2 separate regions of the Homo sapiens genome follow, and region 1 is linked to region 2. A link is an interaction called in ENCODE POLR2A ChIA-PET data of the cell type or tissue named here. Cell type or tissue: B cell. All regions are shown on one strand. Each heading gives the region's core, and the rest is flanking DNA. Links, peaks and the distances in the headings are about the cores only. Region 1 overlaps DAPK2 (death associated protein kinase 2). Region 2 has its middle 31 kb from the start of MIR422A.

Region 1 (5,374 bases), core at 202-5,201, 62 kb before region 2:
GGCTCACTGCAAACTCCACCTACCAGGTTCACGCCATTCTTCTGCCTCAGCCTCCTGAGTAGCTGGGACTACAGGCACCCACCACTATGCCCGGCTAATTTTTTTGTATTTTTAGTAGAGACGGGGTTTCACCATGTTAGCCAGGATGGTCTCCATCTCCTGACTCGTGATCCGCCCACCTCGGCCTCCCAAAGTGCTGGGATTACAGGTGTGAGCCACTGCGCCCGGCCCACAGTACCTGGTTTTAATTTCATATCACAGAAAGAGGCACTGAAGAGGGTAGGAAAGACAGTCTTGAATCACCTATACCACCCCTTCCCCATCTTCTGGCAGCAGCCATGTTGCATGGAGAAAGAACCTGTGCACTTGGGGGAGGGAGAGTGCAGCAATTGTGGGACTTTGCATTGAAACTCAGTGCTGCCCTGTCACAGCAGAAAGCAATACCAGGCAGAACCCCGCTGGAACCCATGGAAGGAGCATTTAGACTAGCCCTAGACAGAGGAGAATTGCTCATCCTAGTGGTCAGAACCTGAGTTCCAGCAAGCCTCACCACTGCAGACTAAAGTGCTCTGGGTTTCTAAGTAAACTTGAACGGAAGTCTAGGCCACAAGGACTGCAATTCCTGGACAAGTCCTGGTCCTGTGCTGTGCTTGGAGCCAGAGGACTTGGAGGGTACACCTAGTGAGACATCAGTTGGGATGGCCAAGGAAGTGCTTGTACCACACCTCCCTCAGCCCCTGGCAGCACAGCTTGCAACTCCAGGAGAGAATCCTTCCCTCCACTTGAGGAGAAAAGAGGGAAAAGTGAAGAGGACTTCATCTTGCAATTTGGATACCAGCTCAGCCACAGTAAGAAAGGGCACAAGGCAGAGTCTTGAGGCCCCCATTCCAGGCCCTAGATCTCAGACAACATTTCTAGACACTCTCTGAGCCAGAAGGGAATCCACTGCCTTGAAGGGAAGGACCCAGTCCTGGCAGGATTCATCACCTGCTGACTACAGAGGCCCTGGGCCCTGAATAGTCAGCAGTGACATCCAGTGTATCACTCAGAGATGTGCACTCAGAGACATGCTGGCTTCAGGTGTGACCCAGCACATTCCCAGCTGTGGTGGCTATGGAAAGAGGAAAGGGAATGATAAAGGGGACTTTGTCCTGCAACATAGGTACTAGCTTGACCACAGTGGGGTAGAGAACCAAGTGGGCTCTTCGGGTTTCCAATTTCAGGCCTTGGCTCTTAGACAGCATTTCTGGACCTACCCTGGGCCAAAGGGGAGCCCACTGCCCTGAAGGGAGAGTCCCACGCCTGGCAGTATTCACCACAAGCTGACTGAAGAGTCTTGGGGCCTTGAATGTGCACTGGCAGTAGTCAGGGAGTACTTGCCATAGGCCTGGGGCAGTGGGGGCCATGGGGGGAGATGCCTCCGCTTGTGGAAAGGGGAGGGAAGAGTGGGAAGGACTTTGTCTTCTGGCTTAGATACCAGCTAGGCCACATTAGAATAGAGCACCAGGTAGATTCCCAAGGTTTCCAACTCCAGGCCCTGGCTCCCAGATGGCATCTCTGGACCACCCAAGGGGGGGAAGCTCACCACCCTGAGGGAAGGACACAAGCCTGGCTGGCTTTGCCACCTGCCTATTGTAGAGCCCTAGGGCCTTGAGCAAACATAGCCAGTAGCCAGGCAGCTGTTATAAGCCTTGGGCAAGACCCAGGGCCATGCTGGCTTCAGGTCTGACCCAGCACAATCCCAGTGGTGATGGCCACAGGAGTGCTTGTGTTCCCCCTCCCCTAGCCCCAGGCAGGTCAGTACAGAGAGAGACTTCATTTATTTGGAAGAAAGTAAGGGAAGAGAACAAGAGTCTCTGCCTCCTAAACCAGATAATTTTTCTGGATCTTATCCAAAACTACCAAGGCAGTACCTTTACAAGTCTGCAAGAACCACAGCATTACTGGGCTTGGGGTGTCCTCTAATACAGATTTGGCTGGAGTGACCAAAAACTTAGATTACAACACTCAAGTCCTTTCAAATATCTGGAAAGCCTTCCCAAATAGATGGGTACAAACAAACGAAGACTGAAGACTAGAATAAATACCTAATTCTTCAATGGCCAGACATCAATAAACGTCCACAAGCATCAAAACCATCCAGGAAATCATGACTTCACCAAATGAACTAAATAAGGCACCAGGGACCAATCCTGGAGAGACAGAGACATGTGACCTTTCAGACAGAGAATTTAGAATAGCTGTTTTGAGGAAACTCAGTGAAAATCAAGATAACACAGAGAAGGAATTCAGAATTATATCAGATAAATTTAACAAAGAGATTTAAATAACTAAAAAGAATCAAACAGAAATTCTGGAAGTGAAAAATGCAATTGATGTACTGAAGAATGCGTCAGAGTCTGTTAGCAGCAGAATTGATCAAGCAGAAGAAAGAATTAGTGAGCTTGAAGATAGACTATTCGAAAATACACAGAGGAGACAAAAGAAAAAAAAAGAATGAAGCATTCCTATAACATCTAGAAAATAGCCTCAAAAAGGCAAATTTAAGAGTTATTGGCCCCAATGAGGAGGTAGAGAGATAGAGGTAGAAAGTTTATTCAAAGGGATAATAACAGAACTTCCCAAAGCTAGAGAAAGATATCAATATTCAAGTACAGGAAGGTTATAGAACACAAAGAAGGTTAAACCCAAATAATAATCAAACTCCCAAAAATTAAAGACATTTAATAATCAAACTCCCAAAAGTCAAGAGTAAAGAAAGGATCCTAAAAGCAAGAGAAAAGAAACAACATACGATGAAACTCCAATATGTCTGGCAGCAGACTTTGTAGTGGAAACCTTATAGGCCAGGAGAGGGTGGCATGACATATTTAAAGTGCTGAGGAAAAAACCTTTATTCTAGAATAGTATATCCAGCAAAAATATCCTTCAAACATAAAGGAGAAATAAAGACTTTCCCAGACAAAGAAAATCTGAGGATGTCATCAATACCAGACCTGTCCTACAAGAAATGCTAAAGGGAATTCTTCAATCTAAAGGAAAAGGACATTAATGAGCAATAAGAAACCATCTGAAGGTGTAGAACTTACTGGTAATATTAAGTACACAGAAAAACACAGAATATCATAACACTGTAATTGTGTGTAAACTACTTGTATCTTGAGTAGAAAGACTAAATGATAAACTGATAAAAAATAACTACAATGTTTCAAGACAGACAGTACAATAAGATATAAACAGAAACAAAAAGTTAAAAAGTGAGGGGAGAAAGTTAAAGTGTAGAGTTTTTATTAGTTTTCTCTTTGCTTGTTAGCTTGTTCATGCAATCAGCATTGTTGTCATTAGTTTAAAATAATGAATTATATGACAGTGTTTGCAAGCCTCATGGTAACCTCAAATCAAAAAACCTACAGCAGAGATATAAAGAAATAAAAAGCAAGAAATTAAAACTTACCACCAGAGAAAATTACCTTCACTAAAAGGAAGACAGGAAGGACGGAAAGAAGGAAAAGAAGACAACAAAACAACCAGAAATAAAAAAGCAAAGTGGCAGGAGTAAGTCCTTACTTATCAGTAATAACATTGAATGTAAATGGACTAAATTCTCCAATCAAAAGACATAGATTGGCTGAATGGATTAAAAAACAAAAAACAGTTAAGAGGTTCCAAGATGGCCGAATAGGAACAGCTCCAGTCTGTAGCTCCCAGCGTGAGCGACGCAGAAGATGGGTGATTTCTGCATTTCCAACTGAGGTACCGGGTTCCTCTCACTGGGGCTTGTCAGAAAGTGGGTGCAGCCCATGGAGCAGGGAGGGGCATCGCCTCACTCGGGAAGCACAAGGGGTCGGGGAATTCCCTTTCCTAGCAAAGGGAAGCCGTGACAGATGGTACCTGGAAAATCGGGACACTCCCACCCTAATACTGCGCTTTTCCAATGGCCTTAGCAAACGGCACACCAGGAGATTGTATCCCGTGCCTGGCTCAGAGGGTCCCATGCCCACAGAGCCTTGCTCACTGCTAGCACAGCAGTCTGAGATTCAATTGCAAGGTGGGAGCAAGGCTTGGGGAGGGGCATCTGCCATTGCTGAGGCTTGAGTAGGTAAACAAAGTGGCCGGGAAGTTCAAAGTGGGTGCAGCCCACTGCAGCTCAAGGAGGCCTGCCTGCCTCTGTAGACTCCACCTCTGGGGGCACGGCATAGCTGAATAAAAGGCAGCAGAAACTTCTGCAAACTTAAACGTCCTTGTCTGACAGATTTAAAGAGAGTAGTGGTTCTCCCAGCATGGAGTTTGAGATCTGAGAATGGACAGACTGCCTCCTCAAGTGGGTCCCTGACCCCCGAGTAGCCTAACTGGGAGACACCTCCCAATAGGGGCTGACTGACACCTCATACAGCCAGGTGCCCCTCTGAAACAAAGCTTCCAGAAGAGGGATCAGGCAGCAACATCTACCGTTCTGCAATATTTGCTGTTCTGCAGCCTCCGCTGGTGATACCCAGTAAAACAGGGTCTGGAGTGGACCTCCAGCAAACTCCAACAGACTTGCAGCTGAAGGTCCTGATTGTTAGAAGGAAAACTAACAAACAGAAAGAACATCCACACCAAAACCCCATTTGTACGTCACCATCATCAAAGACCAAAGGTACATAAAACCACAAAGATGGGGAGAAATCAGAGCAGAAAAGCTGAAAATTCTAGAAATCAGAGGGCCTCTTCTCCTCCAAAGGAACGCAGCTCCTCGCCAGCAATGGAACAAAGCTGGACGGAGAATGACTTTGACAAGTTGAGAGAAGAAGGCTTCAGACGATCGGTAATAACAAACTTCTCTGAGCTAAAGGAGGATGTTCGAACCCATCGCAAATAAGCTAAAAACCTTGAAAAAAGATTAGACGAATGGCTGACTAGAATAAACAGTGTAGAGAAGTCCTTAAATGACCTGATGGAGCTGAAAACCCTGGCACGAGAACTATGTGACGCATACACAAGCTTCAGTAGCTGATTTGATCAAGTGGAAGAAAGGGTATCAGTGATTGAAGATCAAATGAATGAAATGAAGTGAGAAGAGAAGTTTAGAGGAAAAAGAGTAAAAAGAAACAAAAAAAGCCTCCAAGAAATATGGACTACGTGAAAAGACCAAATCTACGTTTGATTAGTGTACCTGAAAGTGACGGGGAGAGTGGAACCAGGTTGGAAAACACTCTTCAGGATATTATCCAGTAGAACTTCCCCAACCTAGTGAGACAGGCCAACATTCAAATTCAGGAAATACAGAGAACGCCACAAAGATACTCCTCAAGAAGAGCAAATCCAAGACACATAATTGTCAGATTCACCAAAGTTGAAATAAAGGAAAAAAATGTTAATGGCAGCCAGAGAG
Region 2 (5,374 bases), core at 305-5,304:
TTGCCTTTTCCCTTCGCATATTTATTTGTGAAAACCTTATTTTGGAAGCAAATGAAGGCCATACTGTAAGAGGTGAACTACAACATCTCTATGAAGGAAAAGTCAGGCCCTGGACTCCACAGACAATCAAAGTAAGTACACGTGAAAGAGCTAACTTGAGGACTTGTTTCTCACAGGGAATTCTATCTGGCACAGGATTGGAGAACTTTCCTTCCATAGAGTCCCCAACTTGATTTCATCCTGATATTGTTCTGTTCACTGTAGCTGCACCCCAAAGGAAAATGTCTTCCTTGGTGATCTGCTGAGAGGATCCCATTCTAAGCAAACATTAATAGGCTTAGGGATTGAGCAGCTGAAGATCTGTGAACAATGGTTAATTGACATTTCAAAAAGCAGACACACCATTGGTGAGTTCCCCTTAACAGTTTCTCTCCTCCGGTTTTTCCCTCTCCCACTGGTTCTTCTTCTCTCCCCCTTCGTCCATTAGCAATTCATAATATATAGCTGAAGTATATATTTTAGTCATTTATTTACTTACTGAATGAAATTCATGTTCCCAGTTCTTAATCTAAAAAGCAGTTGATTATATTATCTAGGGAGAAATTTTTTTAAAGTATTTTTTCCTCTATGGGTCAGTGATCCTCCACCCCTAAGCTAGAGGAAGAGTGAAAGAAAAGAAAATGAAGCTCATAATAATTGTTTAAAATCTGCTCTGCAATAGGAACATTTTGCATACATTTCATTTAGTCCTCTTCCTAATCTTGTAAGGGAAATGAGAGCCCCATTTATATGATACAGCTGAGATTCAGCGGAGTTAGGAAATTTGCATGCAGTCACACAGCTGGAGTACTTAGAATCGGGATTCCAGCCCAGTTTTGCCTACCCTCAAATCCACATTCTTCTCTACTTTTCCTGGAGAAGTACGGTGTTCAATGAAAAAGTAATCCCGGAGAACTATGTACACTATTATACTCTTTTTTTTAAAGCTCACAAACTATGCCATAAGTTGTTTAGGGATACATGTGAATGTGATAAAATTTAATTAATTAATTAATTAATTTTTGAGACACAGTTTCACTCTTGTTGCCCAGGCTGAAGTGCAATGGCGTGATCTCAGCTCACTGCAACCTCTGCCTCCCGGGTTCAAGTGATTCTCCTGCCTCAAACTCCCGAGTAGGGATTACAGGTGCATGCCACCATGTCCAGCTGATTGTGTATTTTTAGTAGAGCCCTATGTTTCAGCATGTTAGCCAGGCTGGGCTCGAAGTCCTGACCTCAGGTGATCCGTCTGCCTCGGCCTCCCAAAGTGTTGGGATTACAGGTGTGAGCCACTGCACCTGGCCTAAAATTGAATTTTAAAAGCAAGGGAATGACCACTCTCAAAATTCTGGATGAAACTTACATCTGGGTGGCTGAGATGGGGAGGAGGACAAGGTGGGCACTGGGCTGTTGGCAGTGTTCCAGCCAACACTAAGTTCACGGTGGGCTCCTGCAAGTTCTATTTATTATAATGCTTTCTAACTTACATATTAGTTGTCTATGCTTTTGCATGTATCAAATATTATGTTAAAGATAAAGGGAGAAATGAGGTGAAAAAAGTCCATCCTAATGGTCACCATTTGCCGCAGCAGCCTCTATTAGGGACAGGACGTAGTGCCCCTCCCTGCAGTGTTTTTCTCACACGACTCGATGGTGGGCTTTTTTTGTGTTCTTCTACCAGCACCTAGATCAGAGGTCATCACACCACTCAATGTGAGAATACCTGGCTGGAATTTTTATTTCCCTTTTATTTATTTATTTATTTTTAAATTTATTATATATATATATTTTTTAGATGGAGTCTCGCTCTGTTGCCCAGGCTGGTGTGCAATGGGGCAATCTCGGCTCACTGCAACCTCCGCCTCTTGGGTTCAAGTGATTCCCCTGCCTCAGCCTCCCTAGTAGCTGGGACTACAGGCGTGTGCCGCCACGCCCAGCTAATTTTTGTATTTCTAGTAGAGACGGGGTTTCACCATGTTGGCCAGGATGGTCTCGATCTCTTGACCTCGTGTTCTGCCCGCCTTGGCCTCCCAAGGTGCTGGGACCACAGGTGTGAGCCACGGAGCCCAGCCTTTATTCCCCTTTTAAAGAGAAGGGATAGGAAATACCCTCTGCACCTCCCAGCCCTGCCTCCTCAAACATCACTTCCCCTGGGAGTTTGCGTAAGGACTTGGGTCTGAGGACAACTTCCAAGGCCGACGAAGCTGAGTTTGCCAGCTCATGCTCTGGTGCCTTCATGTCTCTTTGGATTTAAACCCAGAGGCCAGAACAGCATTTGAAAAGTCAGCTGGGCCATTATCCTGCTCCTAGATGGGATTGCACTTGGGTTTCTTCGTCTCATTTTGGAATTGAGCCAGGGAGATCCTATATCATCTCTCAATTCCCTTTTCCAGTTCTTAACAGTCTTTATTATATTTTACCAATCAGATCCAAAAAGCCTGGGCTAAGTCCTGCCACTTTGCAGCTGTTGGAACTTAGCCTTGTCATTCAACCTTTCTGGGCCTCAGTTTTCTAATCTGTGAAATGGTGATATCAGTGTTACTTGTCATGAGTGCCTTGTTGAAACCAATTTTGTAAACGAGCTTTGTCAACTTTGAAGGACTTGGCAAGCATAAGGAATTTGTTTTTACACAATTTAGTTACACTCTGGGACCATAGGCATAGAGTGTAAGGAAGCTCCAACTTCCTCTGAAGATTCCATAACAGTCGCTTCTGAAATAAATTGACAATAGACAGATTGACAGGAGAAAAACCATTTTAATTTTGTGGCTGTACACAGGAGCCTCATAGAAGAATGAGGCTCCAGAGAGGGACCCAATGGTTGAAGTTTTTACAGCATAAAGGAATAGAGCCTTGAGGCTTTGGGGGGAGGTGGTGATAAGTTACGGGAAGGAAAGGGGAAGAACTGCACAGAGAATGGTGTCTTATGCAAATACAAGTCCCTCAGGTAATCAAAGTTGTTTTGGAACTCCCTCCAGAATAGGCAATAGCCTGTCTGGGGGTGGTGATGACTTTTAATCTCCTTGTGGTTATTAATATTCCCTGGTGGTTTGATGAGATTCCTAGGGAAGGGGTTCAAGACAATTCCATTCCTTTTGGAAGACCATTCCTCAGTCAAGAGGTGGGAACTTCAGAGGGAGCTCCTCCCTGCCCTAGGGAGGAAAAAGAGGGGTGGGAAGGAGAAGGTCAGAGAGAGACCTTAGTTTTCCTCTGGGGCCTTTCAGTCTCCTTTGTTCAAAGCAGTCAGCATAGCACCCCAATAAGAGCAACTCTGAGAAATGTAGATGTTAGTCAACCATGGCCAATAGTGAGACTCAACACTGCTTACCTAGACTCTGGATGGAGGGCTCCTGGAGATCAGTGCACCTCTTACCTCTCCGACTCTCAGCAGTGGTTTAAACACAGGAGAAAGCATCACGTTGATGCTGGAGGCTCTCAGCGAGGGGCCTCTCAGCTGGCTGTCTTCCTCCCACCCCTCCGAGAGGGCCTGCTGGGAGTCAGGGAGCTGAGAGGACAGTATACTGCTCCTTTGTCTTTTCATTTAGCACCCTAACACAGGTTCTGAATGAAAAGACAAAGCGTGTAACAACTCTTTTTTTTTTTTTTGAGACTGAGTCTCGCACCCAGGCTGGAGTGCAATGTCGTGATCTCGGCTCACTGCAAGCTTCTCCTCCCAGGTTCACGCCATTCTCCTGCCTCAGCCTCCCGAGTAGCTGGGACTACAGGTGCCTGCTACTACACCTGGCTAATTTTTTGTATTTTTATTAGATATGCGGTTTCACCATGTTAACCAGGATGGCCTCGATCTCCTGACCTCGTGATCTGCCCGCCTCGACCTCCTAAAGTTCTGGGATTGCAGGCGTGAGCCACTGCACCCGGCCTGCTCTTTGTCTTTTCATTCAGCACCCAACACAGGTTCTGAATGAAAAGACAAAGCCTGTAACAACTCTTTAAAGAACTAAGTGCGGGACTTGACTATTTGCCCCTACCCCGTTTTCTTATTTTGAGTGTTGTATTAGTTTGTTAAGGATGCCATAACCAAATATCACAGACTGGGTGGCTTAAACAACAGAAGTTAATTTTCTCACAGTTGTGGAGACTAGAAGTCCAAGACCAAGGTGTCAGCAAGATCAGTTTCTCCTGAGGCCTCTCTCCTTGGCTGGCAGACAGCCGCCTCCTTGCTGCCTCTTCACACGGTGGTCCCTCAGTGGATGTGCGTCCCTGGTGCCCCTGTGTGTCCATATTTCCTCTTCTTAGAAGGACCCTTGTCAGATTGGATTAGGGCCCTTACAGCCTCATTTTAACTTAATCACCTCTTTGAAGGCTGTCTCTATAAATACAGTCACAATTCAGAGGTACTGAGGGTTAGGGCTTCCACATGTGAATTTGGTGGGGACCTAATTCAGCCCATACACTGATGTGAATCTAATTCTTCATTTAAAAAAAAGTAAGTACTTTGCCTTCCTGTTTTACATCCAGCTTCTGAATACCCCTGGGAGATGGAGCTATGGGCCCAGCCTGGCACAGACTATCTTTGGTTTATGAGGTCAGGTGTGCCAAACCACCAGCAGGGCAGAGACAAGCATCTTTGTAGGCTTTATATTCCAGGCACCCTTGGGCACTGGACACCCTGCCTCTTTTCTTACTCAGGAGTTGATTGTCTGTGGAGTCCAGGGCCTGACTTTTCCTTCATAGAGACGTTGTAGTTCACCTCTTACGCGTGGTGGCGTGTGCCTGTAAGCCCAGCTACTCAGGAGGCTGAGGAAGGAGAATTGCTTGAACCCGGGAGGTGGGGGTTGAAGTGAGCCAAGATCATGCCACTGCACTCCAGCCTGGGTGACAGAGTGAGACTCCCACTCAAAAAAAAAAAAAAAAAATCTCCACAGTGTAACTCTGCTGTGGTTGGTGTGTATCTGCCTTTTTCACTCGTTTTTATAGATGAAATACTATTTTATGATGCATCCCAACAAGTATTTGTTAATTTCAAGACAGTAGTGGATAAAAGTGAGGTGCATGGGGGGTTAAGGTAAGAAAGAAGCTGGGAAGGCCGGGCACAGTGGCTCACGCCTGTAATCCCAGCATTTTGGGAGGCTGAGGTGAACAGATCACCTGGGGTCAGAAGTTCGAGACCAGCCTGGCCAACATGGTGAAATCCTGTCTCTACTAAAAATACAAAAATTATCCAGGCATGGTGGCGGGCGCCTGTCATTCCAGCTACTCAGGAGGCTGAAGCAGAAGAATCACTTGAACTTGGGAGGTAGAGGTTGCAGGGAGCTGAGATTGCACCACTGCACTCCAGCCTGGGCAAGAAAAGCGAAACTCTGTCTCGAAAAGA

Evidence for each region. ChIA-PET counts read pairs that join two places held together with the same protein. Peaks named below come from ENCODE experiments on the same cell type or tissue, not always from the same donor. Only the 100,000 strongest peaks of a DNase experiment are listed, where the experiment ranks them.
Region 1: POLR2A ChIA-PET joins it to region 2 with 6 read pairs; 5 of 35 experiments call an interaction of 5 or more read pairs at or near these places.

What each region holds. Positions count from the first base shown.
Region 1 is chr15:63,961,755-63,967,128 of GRCh38, reverse strand. The region is part of intron 4 of DAPK2 (death associated protein kinase 2); the gene reads left to right. Among named protein-coding and RNA genes, the nearest start is that of DAPK2, 82 kb to the left of the region's middle. In B cell, for the core only: no CTCF peak of the experiment used is centred there; no DNase peak of the experiment used is centred there.
Region 2 is chr15:63,899,682-63,905,055 of GRCh38, reverse strand. No RefSeq gene overlaps it. Among named protein-coding and RNA genes, the nearest start is that of MIR422A, 31 kb to the right of the region's middle. In B cell, for the core only: no CTCF peak of the experiment used is centred there; a DNase peak (open chromatin) is centred at 2,945.